Linked DNA regions of Homo sapiens: region 1 is linked to region 2. The links are chromatin loops, found by intact Hi-C in ENCODE. Cell type or tissue: Calu3. All regions are shown on one strand. Each heading gives the region's core, and the rest is flanking DNA. Links, peaks and the distances in the headings are about the cores only.

Region 1 (8,141 bases), core at 1,834-5,833, 270 kb before region 2:
GAGTAGCTGGGACTACAGGCATGCACCACCATGCCTGGCTAATATGTTCTTCTTTTTATAAGATTCTTTAATCTTCATAATTTCAGAGTGTATTCTTTATACTCAGTTAAGCAATCCATTTAGTCTCTAGATCTTATTTGACTTATCTTTTAATTTTAAAATTATATTTTATGATTAATGATATCAAAGTGATAGATTCTCCCAATCAGGGATGAGAAATTTATATGACATGATCCAAAAGATTGGGACAAGTGACTTATAATGCAGTCTTTATGGTCTCCTGGTGATTTTAATGAAGCCATACTTTTATGCAATAAGTAGAAGATTATTACCTCACTCCAGGATCAAAAGATGGAGAGCTATTAAACATGAGCCTATTTTAAAGGCACCATTAGAACACACATATATATATATAAATTAAATTTTAAGGCTTAAAACTGCCAGAAAAGCTTTCTGCATGGAACACTGTACATTCTTCAAATTTGGTCACTCTTAAAACTCTTCATTATGCCATCTTGGCAGGGAATTGTGGTAGAAAAATGGGAGTGAGAATAGAACAGGAAGGGATGGTGGAATAAGCAAAGTGTTTCCCAGTAACTGCTGGGAGTTAACCTGAGGTTAGTCATAAAAAAGAATCATTAATTGGTTAATTCACTCATTCAGGCATTTATCTCCAGGAGCTCCTGGTTTCCAGAAATTATGTTCTATATGTAACAGATAAGGAGACAATTCAATCATATATGTGTCCTCAAGAAGCTTAGAGTCTATTGGCTACAACAGATTAGTAAACCAGAACTTAAAGACAACAAAGAAGTGCTATAAATACTGTATGCACACTGGGTTATGGAACTAAAGCAGCGGGGAGCCTCCATACAGAAGAGAGGTAGCTGAATCAGTAGTGGGCTGGAGGAAGGAGGAGGAGGCAGAGGGAGCCTCAAATTGGCTTCCAAGAGGAAGTGATGCTTGAATGCCCCTCCCTGTATTCCTACTCCCTCTTTCACCTTTGGACCTTTGCTGTATTCGGGCTGCCAGGGTTTTTTGGTGTTTTATTGCATTTGAAGAAATCTGAGAGCAGAAAGCAGGGAAATTTGAGTCCTGTCATGGGCTTTGTGTTCTAAAGGCCAGGACTTTGGTGGAAGGTGGCGTCTCGGGGTGTGGATGTCAGATAAGGTAGAATATGAAATAAGCCAGAGTAGGGTTTTCTATTCCCAAAGCCTAAGAAAACGCCCATGGGCTCAGGGGAGGGTGAAGTGTTAGAACGGCTGCTTTGTGGGTGCAGGTGAGACCCCTGGATCCTTCACCGCTGAGCCCTGGGAAGTGGGGGACCCTCAATAGGAGGACTGTGATCCTTGGTAGAGCCATGAGAAATGGCTGGAAAGTGTTTCTGGGGGATCATGCCTTAGATATGCCCAGGTTTTCCTATGCCTCCATTTGGGGTAGAATAGTGAGATGATTCTTGGGCATCTAACAGTGGTTTGGATACAACTGAAAAAGAGGAAGAGAGAGAGAAAAGGAGAAAGCAACTGCTGGAAATGAAGGGGCTGCATGAATAGCAACAGGGAACAACATGGTGGTAACTGTCCTGGGAATACTTATGAGAACCAAAGAGATAATGGACATTTTAGCAGATGACAATGTGCACAGATGACATCAAGGCAGATAGGGGCCTTACTCTTCATGTTGAGAAAGTCTCCTTAAAACGTAGAGGAAACCCTAGGAAACCAGAAGTAGGTTAGATGAATCAGAAAAGGGCTGAGATTGAGTTTCTACCATTTAGGTGAAATGACATCTAGCAAAAAAGCTTAGGTTGAGTTACAGAAAAATAAAATTGCATTTCTTGTTTTTTTGATTTGTAGACCCAGATTCATGCCCACTATATTGGTGGTAATTTTCAAGGGCAAGGAGTAGGGAAAAGGACAGGTTCTAGGCAAGTATTAATTCTTAGGCTTAAAAGAGAATGGCATGGTACCTGGAAAAATGTCCAAGTAGCAGGATGAGTCCAAGGGGGTGTTTAGCAGGAAATAGGGGTCAACATAGGCTGCCAAAGGCCAGATCAGAAAGGGCTTCATATTTCATAAGTAGAAGTTATCAGTTTCTTCCTGAAGGCAGTGTGGAAACACTGAGGAATTTTATAAAGAGAAAAACACTCAAATATAATTTAGAAAACCAGTTTAAGAGGTCTAGAGAGTGGACTGGAAAAAAACAGAATTCGAGGTGGGGACCAGGAGGAGACTGGCTAGAATTAGGGAGATCCTGAGTTCTCAGTGGGATTGGGGTTGGACGGGGGAAACAGTTGGGAGAAGGTGCCAGGTCTTCATAATGTTCGGCTATATGGGGAGGGGAAAAACAACACGGAGAAGCTGAGGATATTACTGGTTTCAGAGACTCACAATTTAAAAAGAAGAGAAAGGATTTGATGAGGAAGGTCTTGAGTTCCATTTCTGAATGTTGTAAGTTGGTAGTGTTTAAGAAAGGTCAGAGTAGTGACACAGAGTTCAGAGCTGAAATATGGGTCTGGATTTCAACAGAAAGGTAGATTGAGCTAAAGGTACTTTTTCAGGAATCACTAAAAGGTGGTAAGATAAGAAGTGGCCATGGTTGGGTGATTCAGGAAGGAGAGAAGAGGACACAGAATGAAACTCTGAGGTTAACAAGAGAAGGGAATCTGGAGGAGACCGAAGGTAGCCATGCAAGAAACAGAAAAATGATATATATGAGGCCAAAGGAGGAGAGAAGTTTAAGAAGGAGATAGTTACTAGTGCTAGATGGGAAATGAAACATGTGCTTTGGATTTGGTAGTGAGACCATTGATAATTAACTTGATAATCGAGGATGTGAGAGAAGCAATGAGAATGAAAGGTGGGAGAAGAACAATGAGGCAGCAAGTACACTCTGTTCTTTTAAGACATGTATTTGAGAAAGGAAGGAAAAACAATACCAGAGGAGGCACTGGATTAAGGGAGTTTCTTTAATACAAGAAAGAACCTATTTGTATGCTGAGGGAACAGCATTAGAAAAGAGGGTACAGCTGAAGGTAGAGGAGGAAAACTGATGAAGTTACTAGGGTTGAGGTGAATGACCTGGAGCCCTTGTGGAGAGAATAGTCTTTTCCTGCTCTGAGGTGGAACAAAGTAGGAGGTGAAGTGTGGGATGCAGTGAAGTTGTAGATAAGGGGACAGAGGATCTATTTAACACTGATTACACACTTGCTCTGCTAGAATCCCCCACGTGGACCAAAGAGATGGGTATGATTCCGTCCTTGTATTCGCCCTTCTCAAAGATTCACTTTAATGAAATGAATAAGTGAATATTTAACCTTATACTCCTTTAAACTGTAGACCAACATGTCCAGCAGTGGTCTACAGAGGGCAGGATGCTGGGAATGGCTACTTTCCTAGACAATTTTATTCTGACCTTGCTTAGAATTGGTAGTGCATGATGATAATAAAAATTTGTCTTTTAATCAGTTTCATTATGACCCTTCATTGTTATCTACTATAGATAACATGGCCTCCTATTGCCTGCAGACCCTTTCTTGCCACCGGCCCTTCGTTCATCACTGATGCCCAGGTCTGTGCTTCAAAGTTCCTCTTTGAAGCAAACATAAAAGCACAAAAATAATGTGGATGACCAGAGTAAAAGAACCAGAAAGAAGCTAAAAAATCAAGTTAAACCTCTTTATCTTTTAGAAGAAAATGAGGTCCAGATGAGTGAATGACTCAGGTGAGGCCACCAAACCCAGGAACGGCAGGGCTGGGTCTGGAATCCAGTTCTCCTGACTCCCAGTTAGCCTTAGGGAGAAAGTTCCATTTTCTCTACCTTTCCACACTGAATCACAAAAAGCAATTTAGTGATATCTACGTAAGTGAATGTCACATGGAGACCTACATTGCCCATCAAGAAACCACAGGTATTTTAGGGGAGGAGGTGGAAAGAATGACTTGATCAATCTCTGTTTTCTTCCTGTTGTGGAGTCAAAGGGTTCAGTGTTTAAGGACTTTTAGAGATAAACACATTCCTTTATTTTTATGTCATCCATTGTTCCTTGGCAATACTTTCAAATAATTATGAAGGATCAATTTTGTATTCTGCAGTTCTTAAAATCCCAAGCTATATTTTCTGAAGGGTGTGTTTGTGTGTGTAAACCATAACTATTTGCATAGGGCATTGTGATGTATCATGGGAAATATATTCAAAATTTATATATGTGATTTAAAAACCTCAGGCAACAAAATATATGGGGTTAGAAAATGGAGACATGGAAAATAAGAGGAGAATGAACCTGGGATATTACTTTGAGAACTTACTCTCCCACTACCCTGGTGTTCAAAGTTGGATACACTACAAGTCATGTTTTAAATATAAAATTAAAGCTTCTTATTTTAAGAAACGCCATGGGAAAGCTTTACTTAATATTTTTGAGAGGCAAAGAATTAGTCTCTCATTTATGTATTTTGCAAATCCAAGTTTTCTTACATTGGATTTGCGTTTAATGGAAATGTATTGGTATAAAGTGAATCACATGTATAATACATCACAAAAAAGGTAAGGCAACAAAAATAATGTCATGGATTTTTTTTTTCTTTAGATAGAGTTTCACTCTGTTGCCAAGGCTGGAGTGCAGTGATGCTATCTCGGCTCACTGCAACGTCTGCCTCCCAGGTTCAAGCAATTCTCACATCCCAGCCTCCCAAGTAGCTGGGATTACAGGCATGCGCCACCTCACCTGGCTATTGGCCAGGCTGGTCTTGAACTCCTGGCCTCAAGTGATCCACCCACCTCAGCCTCCCAAAGTACTTGGATTATAGGCGTGAGCCACTGCGCCCGTCCAGTGTCATGGATCTTGATACTGAATGTTTGTTGTGGTTAAAAAATGCAGAGCTAAAACTTTAAAAAAAATTAATCTGTGGCATCAACTCCTGCCTAACTCCAGACAACGTGGGCTTTTGCAGGAAACACTCTGAGTTCATTCTCAGTCTTCTACCTACCAGAGTTTCATGACAATTAAACAAGATAGCATCTTGTGAGGTCAGTGAACCTCAATAAGCTAGAAATTGTCTTGTAGTTGAAGATGAACTTTGCTTGGATCTATACCATCTTGAATCTAGACAAGCTTAGCAGAATCAGACATACCTAACAGATTTTATCTAACACAGTTGGATTCCTTTGGGAGACAAGAAACACTACTTCATCTGACTGTCCATTTAGTGGTGAACAATTCTACCCAATTATGTCAATCATTACTAGTTCTTTCTTTTTTAGTTGATGAATACTCTTTTTATAAAAAGCCACACGTAGGGTATACAGAACAAGCTCTTACCTCTCTTGAAGTCCTATGGGCTTCATTTTGAAAGGAGAAGGGCAAACAGAGGTAGCGGTGGTAGCTTTGATCTCAGGAGCACCTCGGCCTTGAGGGTCCACGACAACATTCAGTACCTTTGGGGCCTGCTCAGGTTGGACCATGCTGTGGACTGTCTTTGCCTCGGACAGTGCTGGCTGTAATGTGATGGGCGATAGGTGGATCTCCTGGTTTTTCTCTTTGTCTTGTCTTAAGGAAAGCTGAAATCTTTCTTTTAATCTGTAAAGAATCTATAGAAGGAGATATAAAAAACTCCTGTCACATTTTCTCACACTAAACAAGAGTATGATCTCCTCCACCCCACCCTGGCCGACAAACCAAAATAAAGGCTTAACGATAAAGTAAACAAAGCCCTCTGAGAGATGATTTCTCAGTTTCATGGTATTGAGATTTTTCTCAAGACAGTACACTTGGTATTTCCAGTTATGCTGCACATATGTATCAAATAATTGTGCACATGAATCTGTTCCACAAAGATATATTCAAAAGTAAATTTAACCAATTTTATGAAAAATGCCAGATGTTAGTTTGGTCACATGGGGAAATGGTAGGCTTACAGAAGGAATAACCGTAAAACACACGTCTATGACATTTATAGAAATGGAGATATACATCCAACATGGCTTAGTAGAAAAAAGTAGTCTTGCAAGTATTAATAAAATAATAGTTATGCCATAAACCACAGTTTCTTATGTTGGTAAATCTCTGCATTAGTCATATATCAACTTGAGTATCTGGTAAATACTTGACAAATTAAATTTAGGGTATCTATGAAAGAATAATTTGGACAACCAGAATTTTTATTCTTACCACTTTGCCCTCTTAAATTTTAATATTTATTTTATTTTATTTCGATACAGGATCTGGCTCTGTTGCCCAAGCGAAAGTGCAGTGCTGTGATCATAGCTCACTGTAACCTCGAGCTCTCCTTAAGGGAAAAGACTATGCACCTACGAGATAGAACTAGAAATGCATATTAAACATTGAACTCCTAAGAAAAGAAAGACATTTTATTGTTTTTTATGTCAGTCCACCTCCTTGTAATCTGGAAACTTTTATACTGGTGATATTCATTGACTCTGGTAGGGTAAAGTTAAAGCTTAAATTTTGAAAAAAGGGTGGATTTGGAATATTCACATGATAAATATTTATCACATGAATGAGAAAGAAAAGATGTCTGATATTAAGTAAAAGGTCTTCTTACCTTTATAATAACTACTTTCAAGCAAGTGTAATGTGTTTTTTTAAGCTATAGGATGGAAAAGACTGAAGATGAATGCCTTTATCATGTGCATAGTGTCTAAGGTTTTTAACTCACTGCTTCTCTTCAGTTTCCATGACCTTCACGGTGTAAAAACAAAACCTGCACTAGAACAGTATCAATCAGATGATACATATATTTTAGGCTTATTGTGTTCAGCTAAACATTTAATTACTAAACGATGAGGCAACAGAATTTAAAATATTGTTTTAGTTGCAAGAAAGTTATTTTCCCAAATGAAGAAACAAATATATCTGTACCTTTACAAAAATACACTTAGAAGATAAGGCATATATTATATATTTTAAGCTCTTCACATCTAAATATAATATGCATATGAGAACATTTGCTTGCCTGTTTACACTTGGATTTTGGAGAAATATGAATCAACAACGAAAATGGGAAAGCCAAGGAAATCTTGACCTTCTCAATTGTTCTTGACAGGTCAATTTTATGATTTATATTAGTGTAAAACAAAGTCTAGTCCAAAGTCCTTCCTTACCATTCATGAGCTTATGTTTTTGATGAGAAACCTTTGTAACATATTTTCCAATCAGTCATCTGTTTACTTCATGTCTGGTTACAGGTCAACTTTGCAACCTGTCTCTGTGTGGTACGTGTACAAACTGATTTCTACATCTTTAATTAGGGAAAAGTAGAACCTGGAGAATGTATGATGTATATAAGATAGTGTTTAAAAATACTCAAGAGATTGGGCTGTCTGAAAAAATATGGAAAAAATGGAAGAGATTGCTACTTGGCAATAGGGTAGTTGTCATGAAATTAAGCTATAAGGCAGTGATTCTCAACTGGCAGGGATTTTGCCCTCAGGAAACGTTTGGCAGTGTCTGGAGGTATTTTTGGTTGTCATATTTTCAGGGTGTGGGGGAAGGAGAAGGGAAAGGGTGCTACTGGCATCTGGTAGGCAGAGGCTAACTACCTTTACAATGCATTGGAAAGGCTCACCACACACCCCCGCCAACAGAAATAGTAACTCCGAAATGTCAGTAGTGTTGTTTGTAAAACCCTGACGTAAGGGATCATAAAATTTTTGTGGTGTAATCTCCTCATTTCACATTTAAGTCCTGAGCTATTGGATGAGTTATGGAGGTTTGGAAAGAAAACCTAGAATCCAAGTTTTGTGACTTCCAGGTATGTGATCATTCAACTCTATTGTTTCCTCCAAAGTCTCATGTCCTTCTTTGAAACCTCTTTCCGAAAGCATCTGGAAAAGTGTGTCAGAGATTTTTCTCTGCACAGATTGAGATCTGGAATATAGCATATTCATATTTCTCTATGGGAATTCACTTTGTTGAAAAACTCAACCTAAAAGCTTACCGTAGCAATGGCAAGTCAACATTTTGCCTTCATCTCCAAGAGCTTGTTTGACTCTTGGACTGGAATAAAGTCATGTAATAATTTAAAAAAGGAAAAGAGAACAGATTATTGAATGAGAGGAGCTGTAAAACTCAAACTATAGCAAGAGAAAGAAAATAATAGTGGGAATAAAAAAACCAGAGG
Region 2 (8,141 bases), core at 1,689-5,688:
GTGAATATTCACACTACGTGCATTAAATAAACAATGTACATTTTAGGGAATTCTTCAAGACTCTGTCAGATTAGGTCTGTTTTTACCTAAAGAAAAGAATTTCAGTGTTGAGTGGGTTTTTTTTTTTTTTTTTTTTTTTGGATTTTGTGTTTTTTTGAAATGGTGTCTTGCTGTGTCACCCAGGCTGGAGTGCAGTGGCGTGATCATAGCTCACTCTAGTCTCGAACTCCTAGACTCAAGCAATCCTCCTGCCGGGGCCTCCCAAGTAGCTAGGACTACAGGCTTATGCTATCATGCCCCGCTATATATATATATATAAATTTATTTATTATGATTATTTTTTGTAGAGATGGACTCTCGCTATGTTGCCCAGGCTGGGCTCAGACTTTTGGCCTCAAGCTATCCTCTCGCCTCAGACTGCCAAAGTGCCAGGATTACACGTGTAAGCCACTGTGCGCAGCCTAGATTTTGGAAATGAGCATAAAAGATCGTGAGCCTGCACTCTGCTTCAACTTAAAGCAGTTTAAAAATAAAGATGCTGCAAACTCTACCTCTGGCACTTTTCTTGCTGCTTTATTTTTGCGATTTCCTCCCAAATCTACTCTGTCACCCTGGAAGAGTCCTGAGTTATGCTGCATATTAATGCACTGCATCCACAAACTGACTCATTCAATAAACATGACTGACTTATTGGACATGTACTATCAGCTGGCATCACACTAGGGACAGATAGTGACTCAGCTATTCTATTGAGTGGTCCACTGGAGTCTAAGGCCATGGATTTCCAAATTCTAGACTTCGGAGTTTACCAAGGCTATTGAAATTAAAACAAAGAAATTTTTGTCTTTACACCTTATACTCAAAGGAATTCAACGGTGAACTCTATTCTTAAATTAGCATTTCCAAGTCATCTAACAAAATGCCATCAATGAACAAGTTTATGTGAAATTTAATCTTGGGCAGCAAGTAATACTTGAGAAAATATTTGTTTTTAAATTGTGTTTTATTTTCTTTTCCATTTACTTATTTTCATTGAGAGATAGTTGTCTGACCATTGCTGATTTCCTTTCTAGGAACAAGTTTTTATTATAAAACATCAAAGCATTAATCCAAATAATCCAAAGTTTATTCATTCTCTAAACAAATGAAAATCATAGGAAAGACTTATTATTCCACATGAGTTAGAACTTGGTTTAATTTGAAAATGGAAAAATTACTATCTTAGAGAGATGTAAGCTGACACACTGGAACTAATGATTCCTGTTTAAGGGTCTGTGTTGTTTTGTTTTTATTCTAATACAGCACATCCAATATTCCATTTTGGTAGAATTGTATTTCACCCTTAAGTAATAAAGTGGTCATCCAAAGGATTTTAAGCAGCCTTCCAGATTTGAAATGCTTCTAGTTTGATAAAGACAACTCAGAGAATGACTTAATGAGAAATTCAAAAGATGTGATCATAACACAATATCATGTCAAAAGAGGAAAAAAACCAGTAGGGGTATATTTGGTGTTAAAATGAAGAATACAAAAATTATGGCTCTGAACTTATAGGAAATCAATCTAATATTTTTAGCTTTTTGCCAATACCACACCTGGAACAAAATTTTCAGCCATGATGAAGTATTATTTACACCTTCATAATTTTTTGTTTCTTATGCCAGCAGCCTACAGGAAAATGCAACCCACGAGTTACAAGCAGACAATCTAGGTTTACTTTGAGAAAATTTGATGGATAAAAAATTTTTTTAATTTAATTTTTTTTTTTTTTGAGATGGAGTCTCACTCTGTCACCCAGGCTAGAGTGCAGTGGCGCGATCTCAGCTCACTGTAAGCTCCACCTCCCAGGTTCACGCCATTCTCCTGCCTCAGCCTCCCAAGTAGCTGGGACTACAGGCGCCCGCCACCACAACCGGCTAATTTTTTTTTTTTTTTTGTATTTTTAGTAGAGACGGGGTTTCACTATGTTAGCCAGGATGGTCTCAATCTCTTGACCTCGTGATCTGCCTGCCTTGGCCTCCCAGAAAATGTTAATTTTTACACTTCTTACAAACCTTACTGCCCAGGGGATGAATAAGTGAAAAGCTTTCAGTCAGTTGCCAAAGCATGCATGTATATATATTTTATATATATATATAAAACTACAATAATCTGACATGTTATACACTGTGGGGAAATAGGCAAAAAATTATGCATGCTAAAACAGAATCTTGTCACTATATGAAATATTAAAACTCAATGTGGTTAAACTCTATCAACCATATAGAGCTGAATGCAAGAATCATGAGATGTTAGTGGCACACATTTGTAGAGCAGCCCGCTAACTACAATTCAAATATTAGGTTTGTGGGCTATTTAGCTACATAGGAATGTTAACCTCCCACAGGAAACTCGTAATGGAAAATTCACAGCCCTTGGAGCTAAAAACCTTCACCAATACCTGAATACAAAATATTTATTAAAACAGAGCCTTACTTCTAAGAGATAATTCTGCTTGTTCAGATTATTCCCATATTTAAACTTTATTTTGGGTATCTTTTTCCAAATGTTAGGACATTTTTTAATTGTGCACTCAAAAATTTCATCGGCTTTAAATATGATTTATTCGCTATTTTTAATATTAGTCATCTAGCGCAATGCTACTCAGTCAATGATGAGCATAAACTCGCTTTTATGTTGTGTTGACAGCCTTGTTGACTACATTTATATAGCACATTTAAGATGTTTCATAAAATAAGCACTGATACTTCCTCACTAATAGACCTGATCAGTCCCATGTCCGTGTCCCACCTTCAGAATATAGTAATATTGTATATTCTTTCAAAATTAGTCATCTGATAGAAAGACATGGTTTTATAAAACCATAACAATAAGATATGTGATTACTGGCTTCAAAATGAGAAAACTAAAAAATATGTCTAGAATCCAATTCTTAAAGCTTGTAAGCCGCAAATTGCAATTTTGTGCATAGTATTAAGAGAAGGAAAAAAAAAATATAAATCCACATTTTTTTATCTTATTTCAGTCCTGGAATAGACTAGCTCTTCCTAGAAATGAAATCTGCTCAGAAGTATGATCAAAGGTCACTGTACTCTTTGGACCCTGTTCTATATTGATGCCTTCAGTGAGATCCTTGGCCATGACCAAAATGGCCCTGGCAATTTTCTTACCAAAGTCATCCTTTTCTACCTCATAATGGTTGCAATTTGTACATGTTTGGAAAGTGAACAGAACGCATGAAATACGAATTGAAATCATGATTGACCCTCTAATTCTAGTTGAGTAAAATACCTTGTGAAAATTAGGTAAATAATTCTACCAAAAATGTGGTTTCATTTCGTTATGTCAGGAACTAAAAAGCCAAAGTAGAATGAAAAACAGAATTCAGGCTTCCAACTTTGGGGTTCAACACTGCTATGAATTTCAGAACTGTAAGCCAACACTCTGTCTGACATTTATTACTGGACCAAAGGACAGATATTCCTGCTTGTCTATTTCACTTTTTCTAGGCTCCTTTCTAACTATTCCACCCTAATGCGTCTTAAAAGCATGTATTGTTTTGTACACCCAAGATGACGTCTGAACTGCTTTTCCTTAAGCAGTATTGACATCCAGTGGAGACTCAGATAATTACAGGTGTGTTAAAATCCCTAAGGAATATAGCTCAGAATGGATGCCTGGTTTAAGGTAGTTATCACAATTCAGTAACAAAGATAATTTTTCCCATGCACACAATTGAAACAGAATGAAACAAACAATACTTGAACAGTAGCAAACATAAAGGAGAAAATGTTTCTGACCTGAGGTTGGGAAGCATCAACCTGAGGTTGGGATGCTTAGATATAGCATCAAATTGAACATCAAAATTAAAACTTTTTCTCTACCCAAGACACAGTCAAGAGAATAAAATGATAAACTGTAGGTTGGGGAATATATTTGCAAATCATGTGTATGACAAAAGACTCATTTCCAAAATACATAAAGAACTCTCAAAACTCAATAGTGGACATCTGCTTCAACCCAAATAAATTAACAGGGTCTGAATTTACCTTCTCGAGGAAAACAACCAAAATAATGCAGGTGAAATATATGAAACAATAGTTTTTGAGATACTGGAATTAGATGATAAGGACAGTGATCATTGAGGGAGGGGAAACGGTGATTATCACCTCACTGCCTTGAGAGGGTTTACAGCATGCAGTACAAGGAGGGAGAACACAGAAAGCTCAGAGAGCTCCCTGTGCTGAGGGAAAGGAGCTGAGAATCTGGGGAGGTGAAAGAGGCTACATTTCAGAAGTTACGGTTAAGAAGAGAGTCTGTCTTATTCTTATTCTTCATTGTATGCCAGCCACACACAGAAGGACTGGCACATACTACATTCTTGAAAGCTATTGGATGGATGGACAGACAGATGGCTGGATCAATAGATGAGTGCTAGGGAAAATGGTCCCCAAGTGGGAGCAAGTTCTGAAAGAAAGATTTGTGAATGAAATAAGGGAAGTATTCCTCCATTCTTAGAAAGATTAGTTGGTGTATACTAACTACAAAACTTCTAATCTAACTTCTCGTTGGCCTATGACTTGTTTTTGTGTGTATTCAGTGGCTATCTATCATACATTGTGTACCAACTCTGTTGATGTAATTTTAAATTTCAGTGTAAAATAGAACTTAAATGGGGCACTGTGGAATGAAAATCAGGCTCCGACTTTGGAAGACTTTTTTCTGAAGTCCAAGAGGTGCTGATTTAATGTTCTGTATTTCTTATAAGTCCCTGAGGTTGTCTCCTGTGCTGATTGAGGGTGGGGCTAGACAGCAATTTTTTTGGCCCAGTTAAGCATATTCTGTTGAAAGCTTTCTTGACTCTTGTCTTAATACTTCTTCCCTAACATATTAGCTTTTCTAAAGTTCCCTGAAAAATATGTTTCATTTAAATGTCCAGTCTTTAAATGGCACCAGCGCTAGAAATTTAATATCAAAGTTTACCAGTTATATCTTTAAAAGATTATTGTTTTATGCCTTTGGAAAGTCCAAAGTGATCTAATAGTTTTATTCTACTTCCTTCTGCTTCCATAAGTTGCTTGGGCAACTGATACTTTTGTTAGCCATCTTCTGCAAACAGTCTAGATCTGTGAAAGCTAGATGTCTCAAATTAATATTCTAGTCTGTTCTAGGAGTGGTTGTAGGGGAAGTATATTTGTAGCATATTATACACAGCAATAGGAATTTATGTTTTCTGTTCACATTTCTTCTGTGACTTACAAAGAAATACACCATTGAGTAAAATTTGAGAATTGACAGAAAATGGTGGAGTGAATCAAAACTCCTAAGAATTCTTTTCCTCTTTTTATTAAAACACCTGTAGAATCATCCAAAGGAAGGAAACAATTTAGCAATTTCCAAAATAAATGTAAGTAGGCACATTCCTGTCTGTGTTCAGTAGTATTGAGGCAACCCTGATAGCCAACCTGAGCTATAGACATTGTCTCAAGAAGGACTTCTGACAGAAACCACACGGCCCTGTCCCAGGCCCTCCAGCATAAACTTCAGCAACAGGCAGGATTTCTTGTTTAACCCAGTTTCTCCTCTTGTCTAAATTGCCCAGTACATTTAGTAATTTCCTATAGTGTCTCAGATTCAAGACTCAACCCCGTTTTTTCCATTCCAAAGCCACTTATTTTGTTTTCTGTCTCAGTGTTTTATACCAGGTCTCTGCCTCCCTGTCTTTACACTGCTATTTCGTTTGCATTTTGTCCTTGGATCTTGACTCAGTTTTCATCACTCAATGCTAACTTCCTATCTTACTTTTTATCCCACTTTTAAACCCACAGGTCAATCAAGTCAATCTAGACTCACCTGTATGCTGTTCCTGGAACCTCAGCCCCTAGTATCCCAGACACATGAAATTATGAGTAATGCAACCACATTGAGAAAATAGCCCAAAACAAAAGAAAAAGAAAAGTGCAGAAAATAAACCCTGAAAGGAAATGCTCAAGTAAGAACTATTAACTATCCTTAACAAGATGGGAAAAAAAGAAAAGAAACGGCAAGTATAGACCAGGTTGAATTTGAGGACTACACAGGTTGAAAGTAGTGGCACTAAAAAGCCTAGGAAGTCCTGTGAGGAATCATATTAGTGAAACCACAGGTAGATTCCAGGAACATAATGGAGGAGGCATGATAAGAGACATTAATGTAAGAGAAGATGACAAATGTTGAAAGTAGAACATAAACTAGAAATTAATATCCATTTCTGAAGGAAAATATAAGACAAACATATTAGGACAGATAGCCAAGAGTATAATTTTAAAAAATTTTACAGATTTAAAACAAAACCATAAACTGCCTCCTTCCTAGTTATGAATGGCTTCCTATAGCACAGGAAACAGGTGGTCAAACAACAGGAAATGTAGGTCCTCCATTCTGGCTATCTTCTATCATCTTTTCAACTGCAAAACACTACTCATATTAGACACTGGAGAAAATGACAAATATAGTTCTTGTCCTTAGACTAGTGACAATCAGAAAACAGACAAACCAATAAGTACAATCCATTGTGATCCATACAGTAATAGACACATAATTCTAGGAGTTTTAAATTATTTTTACAGTCAGCAAGAACACCAACTAATCAGGACGGAAGCTGGCCAAAGGGCTGGCCTTGGGTCCTGGAGGCTTCCAACTGTACTGGCACTGCCCCTTTCATTGCTAGATCACGGGGCAGTCCAGAGAGTAATGAGGTGGGGCCAAGGTAACCAGGGTATTGGGACACTTTGGAGGCTCGGAGTAATGGCTGCTATCCAGCCTGCACGGAAGAATTTTAATGTTTTAACCACTGACATGGCCCTTCAGCAGTCTTGTGAAATCTGCATATATCATGTGGGCTCCTGTCTGTTGCATTCATCATAACCCCCATTTAGTTTATCAACTGAAGGCAACAAAGTTGCTCCCAAGCTGGCTAAATTCAAGATATGCAACTAGGAAGTTGATTTCTCCCTTTGCCACTTACTCTACCCTTCCCTTCTAACCTTCAGCAGACTTAATTCTCTTAGTATTTCCCAAAGTCTGATATTCATATGATTTGTAACACACATAATGATGTTAGATCCACAAATGAGTTTTAAAAAATTAATAGCTACGTATATGAAACTAGCAAATCAACCCCTAATTTTGTGGATATTATTTCTTAGAACAAGACTATTTTTTAATGCATGTATTTTAAAACCCAATATCATAGATGTGTTAGAGAAAAGCAAAAATCAGGAAAGTATTAAATGGAGGACAAGATCTGGGGAGTACCGCCCTATCTTAACTGAGATGATTTTCTTCATTCATCTTACATTTTTCTATAATGTATCTCCTTGCCATGGTTAAAGAATCTATTTTCCCCTTCTTTCTACTCTTCTAGGTCTCTCTTTTCCCTTCTTCAGCTCAAGAACTACCTCTTTTTAGAAATAACTATTTCCATATTCATAGCACTAGGGAGCTTCTGAAAACCAGTGATAGAAACTCAACTTGAACTATCTGAAGAAAAAGAAGAGAATTTATTGACTTAAATGTCTAAACCATATGGAGTGGATCCGACTTCAGGAATGACTGGATCCAGGAGCTAAAGTATTGTCAGAACTGACACTTTGTTGTCTGATTACTGGCCTCATTCTTCCTTATAGCAGATCAATTTTTTTCATATCACAGTCCAGGGTCACAACTTTGTAATGTATTATCAATTAAACATTTTCCAATAAACTCACTTAGAAAAATTCTAGGGAAGGAATCTGAACAGAACTAAGTCACATATTTGATGGAAATACATATTTGGAGTGGAAGGAAAGCATTTCTTCAAAAGAAAACTTACAAGAATGGTGGGATAAAATGTAAAAATATCAACTATAAAGAATAAAGAGTGTCATGTAATTTTTTGTCAAATTTTTGATGTTTTAAATGCTTGTCTCATATTAGAGAACCTCAGGTTTCTGAAGGGCAAAAAATTCTGTAAGAGCATGTACAGAGGTGCTTCTCTTATCTTATAAAGGGATCTTAAGATTTTACAGATGTGGAGATGCTTGAAGGATGAGTAATATTTTGCTACCTGAGCAGTAGGTAACAATTTAGACAAAGGAAACAATACATGAAAGTCAAGAAGA

The links. Hi-C counts contacts between places; a loop is a spot of excess contacts. Peaks named below come from ENCODE experiments on the same cell type or tissue, not always from the same donor. Only the 100,000 strongest peaks of a DNase experiment are listed, where the experiment ranks them.
Region 1: it touches region 2 in a loop (7-fold over the local background); 54 of 110 quality-filtered maps call a loop at or near these places.

What each region holds. Positions count from the first base shown.
Region 1 is chr12:70,740,498-70,748,638 of GRCh38, forward strand. PTPRR (protein tyrosine phosphatase receptor type R) reads right to left here. Exons shown (of 14, transcript NM_002849.4): 6 at 5,321-5,589. The region is part of intron 1 of LOC124902960 (a long non-coding RNA gene); the gene reads left to right. Among named protein-coding and RNA genes, the nearest start is that of PTPRB, 110 kb to the left of the region's middle. In Calu3, for the core only: no CTCF peak of the experiment used is centred there; DNase peaks (open chromatin) are centred at 3,814 and 4,734.
Region 2 is chr12:71,010,779-71,018,919 of GRCh38, forward strand. No RefSeq gene overlaps it. Among named protein-coding and RNA genes, the nearest start is that of PTPRR, 94 kb to the left of the region's middle. In Calu3, for the core only: CTCF peaks have their summits at 3,606 and 3,808; a DNase peak (open chromatin) is centred at 3,613.